Regions from separate parts of the Homo sapiens genome. Here region 1 is linked to region 2. A link is an interaction called in ENCODE POLR2A ChIA-PET data of the cell type or tissue named here. Cell type or tissue: B cell. All regions are shown on one strand. Each heading gives the region's core, and the rest is flanking DNA. Links, peaks and the distances in the headings are about the cores only. Region 1 has its middle 9.5 kb from the start of MMP9. Region 2 overlaps NCOA5 (nuclear receptor coactivator 5).

Evidence for each region. Peaks named below come from ENCODE experiments on the same cell type or tissue, not always from the same donor. Only the 100,000 strongest peaks of a DNase experiment are listed, where the experiment ranks them.
Region 1: POLR2A ChIA-PET joins it to region 2 with 8 read pairs; 4 of 35 experiments call an interaction of 5 or more read pairs at or near these places.

Annotation. Positions count from the first base shown.
Region 1 is chr20:45,995,264-46,003,595 of GRCh38, forward strand. No RefSeq gene overlaps it. Among named protein-coding and RNA genes, the nearest start is that of MMP9, 9.5 kb to the right of the region's middle. RefSeq lists an enhancer at 153-660. In B cell, for the core only: no CTCF peak of the experiment used is centred there; a DNase peak (open chromatin) is centred at 3,708; H3K27me3 peaks cover 1,732 bases.
Region 2 is chr20:46,062,287-46,070,618 of GRCh38, forward strand. It overlaps NCOA5 (nuclear receptor coactivator 5), which reads right to left. Exons shown (of 8, transcript NM_020967.3): 3 at 7,924-8,250; 4 at 6,216-6,352; 5 at 4,769-4,895; 6 at 2,743-2,942; 7 at 1,074-1,394; 8 at 1-603. The coding sequence ends at 14. Among named protein-coding and RNA genes, the nearest start is that of NCOA5, 24 kb to the right of the region's middle. RefSeq lists an enhancer at 1,788-1,847. In B cell, for the core only: no CTCF peak of the experiment used is centred there; no DNase peak of the experiment used is centred there.

The DNA.
Region 1 (8,332 bases), core at 300-8,299, 67 kb before region 2:
TCAGCTGAAATATAAAAGATGAATAAGATTTAGCCAGGCAAAGAGGGAGGGCAGAGAGGGGAAGCGTGGGAAGGGTTTGAGGCAGGAGGGATGGATAGTGCAAAGGCTCAGAAGCCAGAGTTCTTGATGTATTTCAAGAACCGAAGCTCAGGATGGAGCGTGGATCCCGGAGCGTGGGTGGGTGGGTGCCCTTGGCATATACACCAGTTATTCACTGTGTCTCTTTGTGATCTGTCTTCCTTCCTAGTGTGTGAGCTCCTGCAGGACAAAGCTCACATCTCCTTGAATTCCCTGCGCCCAGCACCCAGCTCAGCACTCAGCAGGGATTCAATAAATGTTTGCTGAATGGAAATGAGAAATTTGAGAACCCATCAGGGAGCCATCTTGGGCAACCTTTTCATTTGCTTAACCTGTGAATTTGGAATTCTTGTTAGCCTTGGGCTATTCTTAATAGCCAAGTTTATTTGTTTGTTCAGAATTGTCATCTGCTGTGCGTCTCAGACTCCTCTGAATGAGGTGGTTCTGTCCGGGCAAAGTCAAGTTTCTGGCCCAACAAGGTGAAACCTGATCCTTTGAGTCCCTCTCTGGATGCCATTCTGTAAACTTTCTTTCTTACCATCTGTAAACTTTCTTTCTTTCTTTCTTTCCTTCCTTCCTTCCTTCCTTCCTTCCTTCCTTCCTTCCTTCCTTCCCTCCTTCCTTCCTTCCTTTCTTTCTTTCTTTCTTTTTGAGACAGTCTCACTCTGTCACCCAGACTGGAGTGCAATGGCGCGATCTTGGCTCACTGCAACCTCCACCTCCTGGGTTCAAGCGATTCTCCTGTCTCAGCCTCCCGAGTAGTTGGGATTACAGGTGCACACTACCATGCCTGCCTAATTTTTGTGTTTTTATTAGAGACGGGGTTTCACCATGTTGGCCAGGCTGGTTTTGAACTCTTGACCTCAGGTGATCCACCCACCTCGGCCTCCCAAAGTGCTGGGATTACAGGTGTGAGCCACCGCGCCCAGCAATTTTTTTTTTTTTTTTTTTTTTTTTTGAGATGAAGTCTTGCTCTGTCGCCCAGGCTGGAGAGCAGTGGCGCCATCTAGGCTCACTGCAACCTCTGCCTCCCAGGTTCAAGTGATTCTCCTGCCTCAGCCTCCCCAGTAGCTGGTATTACAAGCGCCCGCCACCACGCCCAGCTAATTTGTGTGTGTGTGTGTATTTTTAGTAGAGATGGGGTTTCACCATGTTGGCCAGGCTGGTCTCGACCTCAGATGGTCAGCCTGCCTCGGCCTCCCAAAGTGCTAGGATTACAGGCATGAGCCACCGCACCTGGCCAAACTTTCTTTTTTTTTTGAGACAAGGGCTCGCTCTGTCGCCCAGGCTGGAGTGCAGTCGTGTGATCACGGTTCGCTGCAGCCTCGACCTCCTAGGCTCAAGTTATCCTCCCACCTCAGCCTCCTGAGTAGCTAGGACCACAGGTGCATGCCACCACATGTGGCTAATTTTTTTTACTGTTGTGGAGAAAGGAGGAGGGAGAGGGGAGTCTCATTATCTTGCCCAGGCTAGTCTTAAACTCCTGGACTCAAGCAGGCCTCTCACCTTGGCCTCCCAAAGTGCTGGGATTACAGGCATGAGCCATCATGCCTGGTCATCTGTAAACTTTCAAACTTTGCCTTGTATCAGGTCACCTGGGGATCTTATGCAGGTGAGGCAGATTCTGATTCAGTATGTCTGTGGTCTGGCCCGAGATTCTGCATTTCTGACTGGCTCCCAGGTGATGCCAATGCTGCCGGTCCGTGGATTACACTTTGAGTAGCAAGCCGTTAGACAACATTCACATCTTTCCTGGCCCTCACTGCAATGACGACTTTAAAAGCAGGTTGGAGTCAGGCTCAGCAGGGCCTTGGATGCCAGGCTAAGGAGTTCAGCATTTATTCTGGAGGCAATAAGGAGCTGGATGCTGGGTGCTAGAGGGGCTGAGCTATTGCAAAAACAGGAGAGAGAGGTGGCAAGGCTGAAGCTCAGGCAGAGGCAGTGGGAATGCAGAGGATGGTGGTGTCCTGGGCTGAACTGTGTTCCCCTCAAAAAATTCAGTGTTGAAACCTTAACCCCTAGCACTTCAGAAGGTGACTGTATTTGGAGATAGGGTATTTAAAGAGGTAATTAAGTTAAAATGAGGTCATGGGAATGGGCCTTAATCCAATATGACTGGCGTCCTTAAGAAGAGGAAATTAGGACACAGACATGCACAGAGGGGAGACCATGCGAAGACAAGGAAAGTAGACGGCCATCTACAGACCCAGGAAGGGGGGCTCAGAAGAAACCAGCCCTGCCAGCACCTTGATCTAGGACTTCTGCCTCCAGAACTATGAGAAAATACATTTCTGTTGTTTAAGCCACCCATCTATGGGACTTTGTTATGGCAGCCCATGCAAGCAAATAAATACAGAGGGGCTGGATTAAAGAGGACTGTCCAGGTTGTCAGTTACTTGAATGTCATTGTGGGGGGCTATCGGATGCCATACAGGTGATTTGGAAATTGGGAAGGCCTGGGAATGAATAGGAAGCTGGAGGAGGGGCCCAGAGGGAGGAGCAGGGCTGGGGAGGACTGGATTTGGACCAGGTTACATTGGAGGTGCCACTGGGACCTCGGCAGGTGCTACCCAGGGGGCTTTAGGAAATGAGGCCAGTGGTGCTTTCCGTTAAAGCCAGGCACTCAGGGAGTGAGGAGAAGGAAGAGAATGGTCCTGTATTAGTGGGGGCCCTGGGTTTTAAATAAGCAAAACTGGCTCAGGCTAACTTAAGCAAAAAGGAATGTACTAAACAGATTTCTGGAGGCTCACAGCAGCGATGTGAAGGCTCAAGGCCAAGCTTGGAAGGTGAGCTGGTGTCGAGGGAGACTGGCCCACAGTGGGCACGATCAGGAACGCGTAGCAGGGTCAGCCTGGACTGACCCTGGAGGACCCTCAGGACTGCTGGGCTCTGCTCATACATCAATCCAGCAGTCTCCTAAGATTCAGAGATCTGGGGGGAGCATCCTATGGCCCAAACCCAGTCACATGTCTGCATCCCTGATGCCCGGGGGAGGTTTCCAGTGGGAGGATACCTCTCCATCCCTGGAAGATTAAAGATGGCTGCATGCTCTGTGATACTCCTTTCATATCACAGGAGATAGAGAATTGGGCTCTATCTTCCTCTCCTGGCCTGTGACTGCTTTGGCCAATAGAATACAGTGGATGTGACACTATGCCAGCTTCAGGCCCAGACTTTAAGGGAAGTGGCAGCTTCTGCCTTGGTCTCTGGGAGCCCTGAGTCACTCACTCCGTAAGAAGACTGACTGGAGAGACCACATGGAGATTACGTGGGGAAGGGAGAAGGGCACACTACAGCCCAGCCTTCCAGCTAGCTCTGCCAAGACCCCAGTGTTTTATATACATATTTTTCTTTTTTATTTTAGAGATGGTGGTCTTGCTATGTTGCCCAGGCTGGTCTCAAACTCCTGGGCTCAAACAATCCTCCCACCTCGCCCTCCCAAAGTGCTGGGATCACAGGCATGAGTCACCGCACCGGCTGACCCCCATGTTTTAAATTGTACCTGGGATTTTGTTTTTATTCAGGTATGGCGAGGCCAACAGATCAGGAGATGATTGTCATTGAAAGACAGTTGGTTAACCACAGTTCTCAAGAGGAGGGGGCATGCCATGTCACACAGGGCCACATGGGGAAGTACCAGCATCAGTCAGGAGGCAGAAGGAGGAAGGGGGAAGTGTGGGCCAGAGTCTTCATTGTGATTTTGGTGGGAAGGAATAGGCAAGGCAGGGTAGACAAGCTGGATGGGTTTAGGACTGGCTAGCTTGAACAATTCCCTTGGGTTCTGGGCTATAGGGGTGGTCCCTAGTTGTCTAGTACCTAAGCAGGATGATCTAGAATGGGGGATAGCATCCTGAACTGCAGGAGCTGATAAAAGGAGGTAGGAGGTGGATGGGGGTTATGGAATCAAGATTGGTTGGTTTGCACATTAAGAGGTGCTCCCAGGCAAGATTGCCATCTCTAGGAATTAGCTATCCCTAGGAGGGGCAGTCCCTTTTCGGGTCCATAAGGCCCCTGGATGTCAAAGCATCATAAAATACAGAAAAGAAAAAACACGATTAATAGGCCAGGCGTGGTGGCTCACACCTGCAATCCCAGCACTTTTGGAGGCTGAGGCAGGAGTATCACTTGAGCCCAGGAGTTTGACACAAACCTGAGCAACACAGTGAGACTCCATCTCTGCCAAAAACAAACAAAAAATTTGCTGGGTGTGGTGGCGCATGCCTGTAGTAGCAGCTACTCAGGAGGCTGGGGCGGGAGGATCACTTAAGCCCAGGAGTTAGGGGCTGCCATGAGCTATGTTCGTGCCACTGCACTCCAGCCTGGGAGAAAAAGTGAGACTCTGACTCAAAAAATAAAAAATAAAAACATGATGAATCCATCCAGGAATGGGAGTAAAACACCTTGGACTTTCCAGTCCACACTGAGCCACCAGCTGACTCCCTCAGCTGAGGCCTCAGGCATCATAGAGCAGAAGGAGCAGCCCTGCTGTGTTCTGTCCAAATTTCTGACCCACAGAATAGTGAGATACAGTCACAATAAATTGTTTCAGAGCCTTTAAATTTCGAGGCCGTTTGTCATGCAGGTGTAGATTTCTGGAGCCCCTCCACCCTCCAAGACTCACTCATTAGCAGATTCCTTCCCAATCTCAGAAGGGACTTGGGAAAGATAATTCCATGATTGGTTAAAGACATGACTCCCATGACCATATAATCAGCTTAATTTTAACTCCCATTACAAAGATGAAGAAACTGAGGTTCAGGGAGGGAAAGTCATTTACCCAAGGTCACACAGTGCAAATTCAAATCCAGGTATGCCAGATTCCAGCATCCAGCCCCTTCCACTGTACCAGCTGTCACCTAGTTGGCCTCTTTATGGAGCCCATGGTTGGAGCTGAGAGAGCCTTATGGATGGTCTCCAAACCAGGCCCCCCATGAATCTCACCCGCCCCCTCTCCATGTGCTCCCCGTGTTTTCCCATTGGAGAAATCCCGCATCGCCTCTCATCAGGAGCTGGGCTGGAACTGCTACTTCCAGACCCTGGGAAGCTTCGAGTGCTTCCCTTCCGCTGGCCTTCCTTGCATCCATGCAGAGACTGTGCCATCTTCCCTGCATCCCAGCACCCCCGGCTTCAGGTGTATCAAAGTCCCAGCGCTGCGTGAAGTTCAGGTTTGAACACATCTCAGCAGGCTTTGTGAATACATTAGTTTTTGTTTTCCCCTAACATGCCACAGGGGTGGGAGGAATGGGAGGGGGCACTGGAATTTAATATGCAAATGTATGCAGATCGCATCTAAATGAGGGTGTCCCAGGTTTAATGGGAAGAACAGGCAATCAGAGCAGGCCCAGCCCAGCCTGCAGCCCTGGGGCTCTGCAGCAGCACAGTCAGAAATGACTCTCCGGGGAGGGTGTCTTGGGCTCTTTTACAGAGCGTGTTCTTTGAAGCAATGTCTCCGCAGCACAGGGGAAGGAAGAGCTGCGGAAATTGGTTCTGGATACTTCCTGGCAAAGTGTTCTCAATTGCTTCAACTATGTTGGGGGTGGGTGGGAGAGAGGGGGTAGAATCTCTGAACCTCTCAGTGAACACAGCCAGCAGCGGCTGTCCCTATCAGTGATTTCTAAACCGAAGGAGCTTGCTAACATCTACTTCCAGATCACACTGATTACTAAACCAGAATCTCTTGAGAACCTTTGTTTTTTAAAAGTCCCTGGCTTTAGGAAATACTGACACTAACCAGGCGTTCTTAATCTGGAGACTCTTACAGGTTCCGGGGCCCGGTATAGCAATGTTATTAACCCTTCCTGCATATTAGAATCACCGAGGCTTAAAAAATTTCCCAACGCTCAGGCTGTACCCTAGACCAATTAAGTCAGAATCTACAGGAGGGGAGGTGAAAGTCAGGCATCAGTATTCAAGAGAAAATCCTGAGTGATTCCAATGTGCAATCAAATTTGAGAAGCATTGCTGAACAGGATTCCCACGAGACACTTGTTATACCTGTGCTTGCTTTGGGGCTATTGTTAGCTGCAGGCCCACCACCCGGTGCCAGCTTCAGGAGACCCTCCTTCTAGGAAGGGGACTGGAGGATTGGTGTGCAGCCAGTATGCACTGGTATAGCAGCATTGGTTGTAAAAATACTGAAATATGGCTGGGTGCGGTGGCTCATGCCTGTAATCCCAGTACTTTGGGAAGCCGAGGCAGATGGATCCCTTGAGCTCAAGATTTTGAGACCAGCCTGGGCAACATGGTAAACCCATCTCTATAAAAATTGCAAAAACTAGCCAGGCGTGGTGGAGCGTGCCTGTGGTCCCAACTACTTGGGAGGATCGCCTGAGCCTGGGAGGCACAGGTTGCAGTGAGCCGTGATTGTGCCACTGCACTCCAGCTTGGGCAACAGAGCAAGACCCTGTCTCAAAAATAAAATACTGACATATTTCCCCATCCACTTGTAACTGGGGCTGCTTTGAACTTTCTAAGTTCAAAGCATCACCCTCCCCATCTCCCCAGACCCTGGACATAATCAGTTCTGATTAGTTAGGGCTCCTGAGGACCTGGTTGTTAAATACTTGAACATCACCCCCCGCTATAATGTTGTAGTGAGAAGCACCCACTTTATATAGTCAGAAAGGCCTAGATTCCCACTTGATTTTGGTATGAGTTGTGTGGCTTTTGGACAAGTGGCTTCATCTCTCTGAAGGTCAGTTTCCTCATCTGGAAATGGGGTCAAATGCCCTCCCTATCAGCGTAGGGATGAAGCTGCACTACAGCAGAGGTGGCAAACTGAGCATGCATCAGAATCACTTGGCTGGGCTGGGCACAGTAGCTCATGCTTGTAATTCCAGCACTTTGGGAGGCCAAGGCCAGTGTATCACCTGAGGTCAGGAGTTCGAGACCAGACTGGCCAACATAGTGAGACCCTGTCTCTACTGAAAATACAAAAATTAGCCAGACATGGCCACAAGCACCTGTAGTCCCAGTTGCTCAAAAGGCTGAAGCAGGAGAATTGCTTGAACCTGGGAGGTGGAGGTTGCAGTGAGCTGAGATCATGCCACTGCCCTCCAGCCCGGGTGACAGAACAAGACTCTGTCTCAAAAAAAAAAAAAAAAAAAAAAGGGCCAGGTGTGGTGGCTCACGCCTGTAATCCCAACACTTTGGGAGGCTGAGGCGGGCAGATCACGAGGTCAGGAGTTCAAGACCAGCCTGGCCAATATGGTGAAACCCCGTCTCTACTAAAAAATACAAAAATTAGCCGGGCATGGTGGCGGGCCCCTGTAGTCCCAGCTACTCAAGAGGCTGAGGCAGAAGAATCGCTTGAACCCGGGAGGTGGAGGTTGCAGTGAGTCGAGATCGTGCCACTGCACTCCAGCCTGGGAGACAGAGTGAGACTCTGTGTCAAAAACAAACAAACAAACAAACAAAAACTTTGGCTTGTTAGGTCAAAGATTTCTGGGCCCCACCCCGGAGTTGCTGATTCAATCATTCTGGGGCGGGGAGGATTTGTGTTTCTAAGTTCTCAGGTGCTGCAGGGGCTTCTGGTCCTGGGACTACAGTTTGAGAACCATTGAACTGGAAGATGTATGAGAAAGTGGGCTGGGCCGAGAGTAGAGGCTCAACCCAGGCTTGGAAAAGGGTCAAAATATGTGCCGGTTTCCCTGTGCGCCACATGGACTTCTCCCTCCTGAGCCATTCCCCAGGGCTCTCTCCATCCATTTGTCCAGCAGGGACTGAGCCCCCGCTGAATGCTTAACCTTGGATTTCTCAAAGATTAAGTCCTCTTCCCACCTCTTCCCCATTGTGAGCAGGACCAGATTTACACCTTTAGTGGCTGTGATTACTGAAAATACGGTGCCCCTCCCATCTGTTGTCCAAAGTAAAACAACACTAAACCCTGAAATGACTTCATAAAAAGAACAATAGAGAACTGATTTTTTTTTCCCAAGCTGGCTACTTTGAGGATTTTTTCCAAATATCAAAAACAATATTTTATTTTATTTATTTATTTTGAGACACAGTCTCCGGAGTCTCGCTCTGTCGCCCAGGTTGGAGTGCAGTAGCGCGATCTCAGCTCACCGCAACCTCTGCCTCCTGGGTTCAAGTGATTCTCCTGCCTCAGTCTCCTGAGTAGCTGGGATTACAGGCATGCACCACCATGCCCAGCTTATTTTTGTGTTTTTAGTAGAGACGGGGTTTCACCATGTTGGCCAGGCTGGTCTTCAACTCCCGATCATAGGTGATCCAACTGCCTCTGCCTCCTAAA
Region 2 (8,332 bases), core at 166-8,165:
GAAAGATTTAGCTTCAGTAATGCCTCTGGTAAGATCCCATGGGGGCCTGTGGCTGCCCCATCTGTGCTGTGGTCTGGCTAACCAGGTGGGAGAGAGCAGGGCCACTCTGGATCAGGGTATCCAGAGCCTTCTGTACACTTGGATTGTCAAAGTTGATACCTGTGGAAGACACAGGCCTCTGGCTAGTCATGTTGCTAGCAGGTGCCAGGCGACTGGAAGGCTGGCCAAAAAGCCCTTGGGAAGGAGCCCCAGGTCTGGGGCCCATGTTCTGAGCAGATCCTCCCTGTCCCAAAATGCTTGGAGGCTGATTGCCAGAAGCCTGTGATCTTTGTTGAGGCTGGCTGTTTGCTGCTGTGGAAAAATTCTGGTTTGGGGTGTTTCCGGCAGCAACCGAGGGGGATGCAGAGCTGCTATTGGCCGTCACTGTGCCACTATTGAAGAGGCTGAGGATTTTGGCCTGAAGCTCTTGCTGGGAGGTGGGGGGTGCAGATGGAGTGGGTGTAGCAGAGGGGAGCACTTGGCCGCTCTGGAGCGGTTGGGAGCTTGGCTGTGTCTTCAGCGAGGCACCCGAGGTCGCCCCGAGTGGTTGGCGGGAAATCGGGCCTGGAAGACAGAAGAGGGAGGTATCTGGTTCAAAGTACCCCCCAAGGGCAGGAGGCCTAGCAGCCAAAGGAAGAACAACAATCACTGAGTCACATCAATCATACAGTACACAGACGATAACATCAATTTCCCAAAGAGGCCGCTTCATGATATGTGCTGTTTACAGAAAACAATAGGCTAGTTCCCCTAGAGAACTGCTAAAAAACAAAAGGGCATCCATCCTGGCTACCACGGAGCCAGCAATACTAGTCAATCCACCACATTAACTATAGGGATCAGCATTCAGTACCCAAATATAAAGTTATTATTAACATTATATCAGCATGGGTGGCCCACGGGAGAACCCAAGGGATGGACTTAGTTCCCTTACCCACTCCAAAGAGCCCTGGGCCTGACACCCTCCCAACAGAGCCTGGGGATTAGAGAAATGCAGAGTCAGAACTTCACCTCGGCCCTGCCACGTAGCTCACCAGGCAGAGAGTCGGTGCTGCTCCTCATCAGCCGCTCCTTCCGCTCTCGCAGGTAGTTGATGATCTTGTCAGTCTCTTCAGCAGTGAGGTACCTGTTGTCTGCCAGCAGGTTGATGAGGCTCTGGATGGCTGGAGGGTGGCCCCCACGCACTCCCTCCTCAGGGCCTCCTCTCTCTCTTTCCTGCAGGATGGCTTCATCGGCCATCTTGGCTGCCTGTCTGGCAATCTCCTCACGTTCCTTCTCCCGGCACTCATTCTTGTAACGCTCATAATTTCTGGCCACCAGCACCATGGCATCTGCTTGGGGCATGTTGCGATGCTCTGTAGGAGGAAATGACATGAGTTATTTTCTTCCATGACATATTTAAGTGCCCACCTGCTGCACTCTGTCAAGTCTTTCCTAACCTCATACCAGCAAGAAAATCATTTTGGTGACAAAAAGCCTTGAGATTGAGAGTGGGGTGGTGTGGGGGGAGAGATGAAGGCCAGGAAGGGAAGTGAACGAACACTTTTGGTGAGGAGATGCACCTTTATATACAGCTGGTTCTTTGGGGGAATTCCTAGATCACAGACTTGTAGTAAAAACCAAAGAAACATGACATCCTCCCACAGATTCAAACAGACCACGTGGGGAACAGCCATGGGAGGCAGGCCCAACAGCCTCTAGACCAGCAGCAGGAGGCCAACAGGCCCCTCTGGAAAGCAGGGCTCTCCACTGTGCTCCTCAGGACAGAGCTGGCCTACCATTTTTTAATTCATCAGTTCAAAAGTCATAGATTAAGATCAAACTGTGACCCTAAATAACCTCCTCTCCTCACCCATGGGCAACATGGTTTACTGGGTAGTGAGAGGACTCCTTAGAACTTTTGTCCTCACACATCTTGAGGACTATTCCTCAGACAAATGACCCACTGGAGATCCTTATGTAATTGTATGGTTATGAGGGTAATGGGTGAGGCAAAGAGAGATCCTGCGTATAGTGGGAAAAGGGTTAAGTCTGTGCTGTAAGAGTGAGGAGCAGGGTATCAGCTGGCGGACTCTTAATCCTCTGGGCTCAATGCATTAAAAGCTACTTCTGAGGAGGACTTCGAGAACTGGGCCTGGGCCTCTACAGGGTCACGGCCTCTTAGCCCCTCTGGTTACTTCTCCAGCACACTTACAAAAAGGACCCTAAATGCCTGTTATATTCTCTGTCCTCCATTAGAAAGCTGGCAGAAGCAAGGATTTTGTCACATTCAGTGGAGTACATGGCAGAGGTGTGCTGGAGCCAGATCTCAGTGGCAAGAGCCAACTGTGTACATTTCTTTCCAACTCTCCCTTCAGTGACTTCAGGTTGGTGGCTTGAACTGAAACATGGTGGGAGTATTTACACCATGGAGATCAGCAAATGCTATAAACGCCCTCCCCCCACACTGGAACTTGTTGTTACACGTGTGCCAGCACACCACTGTATATACCTAGTGGCTAAGTATAGTGTAACAGAGATCCACTAAGAAACTATCAGATAAGTAAGTGACTATGCAAGACTCTTCCATGGTACTTAAGAGAGGGGCCCTACCATATATGAACTGAGATATAAGAGTCATTTGCCCAAAACCTGCTTCTTCTGAGTAAGGCATAAAGGACTAATAATGGACTAGTGACTACCTCCGGTATTCTGACTCTGTACCTTGCGGGGTTCCAAACATGATGTTGACTGTGCAGGAGCGGTGAATCTGGTGTTGCTGGGTGATGACAATAGCAAAAGGAGAACCTCCCCTGCTAACATCCTCCAAGGCTTGTGACAGTGACACTTCTGTGTTAAGGAAGATCAAGTCCACTACCATGCCCAGGTCTCGCACCTTCCGCCCCACAGACTCAGCATAGTCTCTGTAAAAATAAATAAGATCCAGGTGAGCGACCAACTCCAAATCTGCATCGTGTGTCTCAAGCCAGTTGTGTGTGTTCCTACTGATAACTCAAACCTTAGTCTACCCCAGTACCGTATTCAGGATCCAAGTATCTAGACCAATACTCTCTCTCTACCCTGGCTCAGAACGGTTGTGACTTGCTTGAGATCACGTCAGAAGTTGCCAGTAGCACAGTATGATACCCAGGTCCTTCTCTTGATTCTCTAGCCCTGTGGTCCTTCCTTAAGACCATCCTGCTCCCTAAGACTTGTGGCACTTATCTCTTTTTGGGTAGGCTGCACAACACAGTGGGAAGATCATGGGTTTAACGCTAGAAACATGGGTTTGGATCCCAGCCCTTAAAATTTATTTGCAAAGTTGTGAAGCTTAAGCAAGTCCATTTACCTCTTACAAACATCAGTTTCTTTACTAATAAAACAGGAGTAACATGGCTCAGTTCATACGTCATTTTTTTGACCTTCCCTCCAATCTAAATTAGATCTCTGACATTCTCTTCTCATAGGACTCATCACCTGTATGCTTTTGTCACCTGCCCCATTGGGTGTAAGCTCCACCAGTGGAATGAGGCTATACAGCCCCAATACCCGCCATCCACCATACGTATAAAAGATTTGCTGAATGCTCATTTTTTATGATTACTGTGAAGATTAAAAATAATTTATGTAAGGCACCTAGTATGGGGTAGTACATAAAGTAGGTGCTCAGAAAATAACAGCTATTATCATGTGTCCAAAAAAAGCTCTCTAGAGTTAAAAGCAGCATCTATCACTGAACAAGACAGCCAAGAGCCTGTGAACTCTGCCTACTGCTTGGTGTCTCAACACCTATTTCCCTAGTCACTGCCTTGAAATTAGCTCTTTAACCCCAAACTGCTAGAAAATACATGAAGTTATTTACTTAGTACCACCTAGGGAAAGGGAACATAGCTACTGCCAAGCCTGCAAGCTGCTATACTCCTTTCTGCTTCTCTGCTCTGCCTCTTCAAGGAGAAAATGTAAAACAGGGATGCAGTGAAACAATGCTATAAGCCCTAGCTTGGTAACATGGTCATGTAACAGTTCTGCAAGGCCATGGTACTTCACAAAGACTTGGTTCTTGGCTGACAAATGCAGAGGCGTGTCTCCCAAAGTATTGGGCATTTGGGTTGTCCCATGAAGGGAGTATATACTACTCTGCTTGACCAGCGGCTACACCCTCTTCCACTCTCAGTCTGCATGGTTCCACAGGGCTAATCCCACCTCTAGCTCTTGGGATGGGAACATGACTTAGCCCTGGCCAATCAGAACACCCAGCACCCCTGCCAAAGTGACAGGCTCAGGGATGGGAAAGTGAGTCAGGTCAATCTAAAAAGAACTGCAGAACTTCAGGTGGAAACACTGGGAAAGAGAAGTTCTCTTTCCACTTGGCTTGCTAAGCTAAGAAGACACACGTTCAGGGCCAGTGCCATTCTGCCTCTTCAAGCACAAAACCTGCCTGAGAACAAAGGCAAATCTGAGGAAAACAGTGCTTAGAGACTAACACAGAGACCAATTTTGATGACATGGTTTGATCCTGGATGTGGCTGTGCCTCAATTTCCCAGTTAATTTTTGCTTAAATGAAAAATGTCCCTTTTGGCCTCAATTTGAATTGAGTTTTCTGTCACCTATAACTGAAAGAACCCTGGCTAACAGCGCACAGCAATGCAAGAATACACAGCTCAGATTCAGTGGATAGAGGTGCTAAACAGGAGCCTGAATTTCTCTGACTCTTCTCCTTACTGGGGAGAAATATCTAAGGGTTCTTACTTTGTCTGTTTGTTGACCACAATCACAGAACAATCAACGGGCCTTTCGGCATCAAAGCGTCTCTGGATTTCCTCAAAATATTGACGATAAAGCTCTTCTCTACGCCGTTCCTCACGTTTCAAACGCTCTGCAAAACACCACCAGGGTAAACTGAAATAAGGACTGGACCCTCATTTTAAATCCTGAGCTACTTGTAGGCAAAGGTCATAATACTCTGAATCAATCCTCTGGTCTATCTCCTAAAAACAGCCAGTATTAATATTTTTTACTATTATAAATTAACCAAAATGTAATGCTGGATTAAAGGACGTGGCCATTTTAATGCTGCATCTGATACTTACTGCCAAGCTGCTCCCTGAGAAGGCTGATACTAATTTATACCTCCACAGAGGTAGATCATCTAGTGCCTATTTCTCCACACCTTAGTCAACAGTGAGTACTGTCATTCTTTTTAAGTCTTGCCAACTTGACAGATAAGAATATTATTATTATTCTAATCTGCATTTTTGCTTTTTTTTTGGGGAAAAAATCAAGTAGTAAAGTTTAAAATTAAAAATTTAAAAGTTCTTTTTTTAAAAGAAAAAAATCAAGTATAAAGTTTAAAATTAAAAAATTAAAATTAAAAATGAGATTCTTAAAGATTTCAACTTGGCCAGGTATGAAATAATTTAAGAACCTTTAAAGATGTATTGAGAAAAACCAGGCTTTAAAAAGACATGTTTGCCTTCATCTAAAAAAGAGATGCTGTTAGGTAAAAGTTATAAAAAAAACCAAAAACCTATTTTGCCTAGATAATGCAGATAGTCAGTCATAGTTACTTGGTCAGTAGGCAAAAAACAAGCACTTAATGTCTTCAGCTCCAATCTTTTGTTCATTTTTCTCTTTTTTTTTTTTGAGACAGGGTCTCACTCTGTCACCCAGGCTGGAGTGCAGTGGCACAATCATGGCTTGCTGAGACCTCAACATCCTAGGCTCCAGCGATCCTCCTGCCTCAGCCCCCCGAGTAGCTGGGACTACAGGTGTGCACCACTGCACCAAGACAATTTTTGTATTTTTTTTTGTAGAGATGGGGTTTTATCATGTTGCTTAAGCTGGTCTTGAACTCCTGGGCTCAAGTGATCTGCCGGCCTTGGCCTTCCAAAGTGCTAGGATTACAGGTGGTGGCCACAGTGACCAGCATTTTGTTCATTTCTTATTGCTGGAATTTCATATTTATTTCTTCTTGTTGGATGACTAAACCAGATGATGGTACTAATTTGCATCTTAAAAATCATTTTCAAGCCAAATGCTCTTTACCCACTAATAAGCTACTTATATTTCTTCTTTTTATACACTGCTTGGCCAAGGCACTAGCCCTTTTTCAGATGGGGGTACTGGTTATTAGTTTCCTCTCTCTTTTGTAAAGTGTTCTATCAATAATAGGAATAGACTGTTTCAGCTACTTTACCTTTTGCACGAGACTGACTTTCTGGGCCTGGAGGGCCCCGTCCATCAAAGCTATCTCTGTAACGGTCAAAATAAGAGTCATCCTTTCTCCTGCAATAGTCATCCATTCGTAGGTATCGGTCATAAGAGCCTTCTCTCCTGAAAAGTTAAGGAAATTTTCATAAAGATAAAACTGTGTCTTATCCTGAAAAAGTCACCTAGAGAATTCTCTGGGATTAGACAAATGAGGTTTATATCTGGGACTCACTGCATTATCAGCTCTGTGGCTGTGATAGAGTTAACCTGTCTCACTGAGATGATGTACAGAAAGCACTTAGCATGGTCTTTGGCATATATTAAATGCAAAATAACTGGCAGGAATTATTGATACTAGTTTTGAGGAAACATTACATGTCCCTCCCTTGTGCTTTTTAAAATTATATCTAAACGCATATAACAATAATTTGCCATTTTAACAATTTTTATTATTATTATTATTTTTTTTTTAGTAGAGATGGAGTTTTGCCATGTTGCCTAGGTTGGTCTTGAACTCTTGAGCTCAGGCAATCCAATCCGCCCACCTCGGCCTCCCAAAGTGCTGGGATTACAGGCGTGAGCCACTGCGCCTGGCCTAACAATTTTTAAGTATACAATTCAGTGGCATTATATTCACAATGCTGTGCAACCATCACCATTATCTAAAATTTTTCATCACCTCAAACATAAATTCTGTATTCGTGAAATAACTCCCCTCTCCCCAGCCACTGGTAATCTTTAATCTATTTTCTGTCTCTATAAATTTGCGTATTCTTGATATTTCACATAAAGTGAAATCATACAATATTTGTCTTATGTCTGGCTTATTTCACTTAGCATAATGTTTTCAACGTCCTTCATGCTGTACCACAGATCAGAATTTCATTTCATTTTATGGCTGAATGATACCACATTATATGAATACACCACTTAAAAACAAATCCACACAGTGGCTTACACCTGTAATCTCAGCACTTTGGGAAGCCAAGGCGGGAGGATACCTTGAGCTCAGGAGTTCAAGACCAGCCTGGGCAACACAGTGAGACTCCACGTCTATACAAAAAAATTAGCCAGGTGTGGCGGCATATGCCTGTAGTCCCAGTTACTTGAGAGGCTGAGGTGGGAGAAGTACTTAAGCCTGGGAGGTCAAGGCTGCAGTGAGCTGTGATCATGCCACTGCACTCCAGCCTGGGAAACAGAATGACACCTTGTCTCAAAGAAAAAAAAAAAAAATCCATTAATCTGCTGATAGACATCTGGAGTGTTTTTACCTTTTGGTTATTGTGAATAGTACTGCTATGCATATTCATGTACAACTGAGTCCCTCTTTTCAATTGTTTTGAGTGTATACTCAGGAGCGGAACTGATAGATCATATGGTAATTCTATGTTTAACTTTTTAAGGAACTGCCAAACTGTTTTCCATAGTGGCTATACCAATTTGCATTCCTACCTACAATTTCTCAGAGTTTCAATTTCTCCATACCTTTCCAACACTGTTATTTTCTGTTAAAAATGTTGAAAATCATTCATACATTCAGCAAAATTTATTGAGCAGCAGCACATCTATCACTTGACAGTCACCAGAAATAAAAGGCTGATAAAATGACTGCTCTTACAGAGCTTTCAATTAGTTTAGCAGAACATACATAAAAAGAACTCAGGAAAAAACAAGCAGAGTAACTACGTATGTACCTGTACATAGGATCTCGGGAGTCTCTCATGTCTCTGTATCTGTCGTACATGGGGTCTCGCTGATCTCGAAAATCCCTAGAGTCTCTTAGATCACGAAAGTCTCTAAGATCCCTCACGTCCCGAACGTCGCGCACACTCCTGCTGTCTCTGTGATCCCGCAAATCTCTACTATGTCTGTGGTCCCGCAAGTCTCGGGGGTCTCGAATGTCTCTGCTGTCCCGGGCATCCCGGCCATTTCTGCCATCCCTGGGCTCTCTCCTTGGACTTCCTCGAATTGGGGATCGATCACGCCTTGAATCTCGACTGTCTCCAAAGCCATATGGATCCCTGTGGGAGGTAGCAAGAAAATGCTAAGACAAAGAAATTGAAAGTAGCCAACCCATCAGCTCTTCATATGAGAAAACCCCCA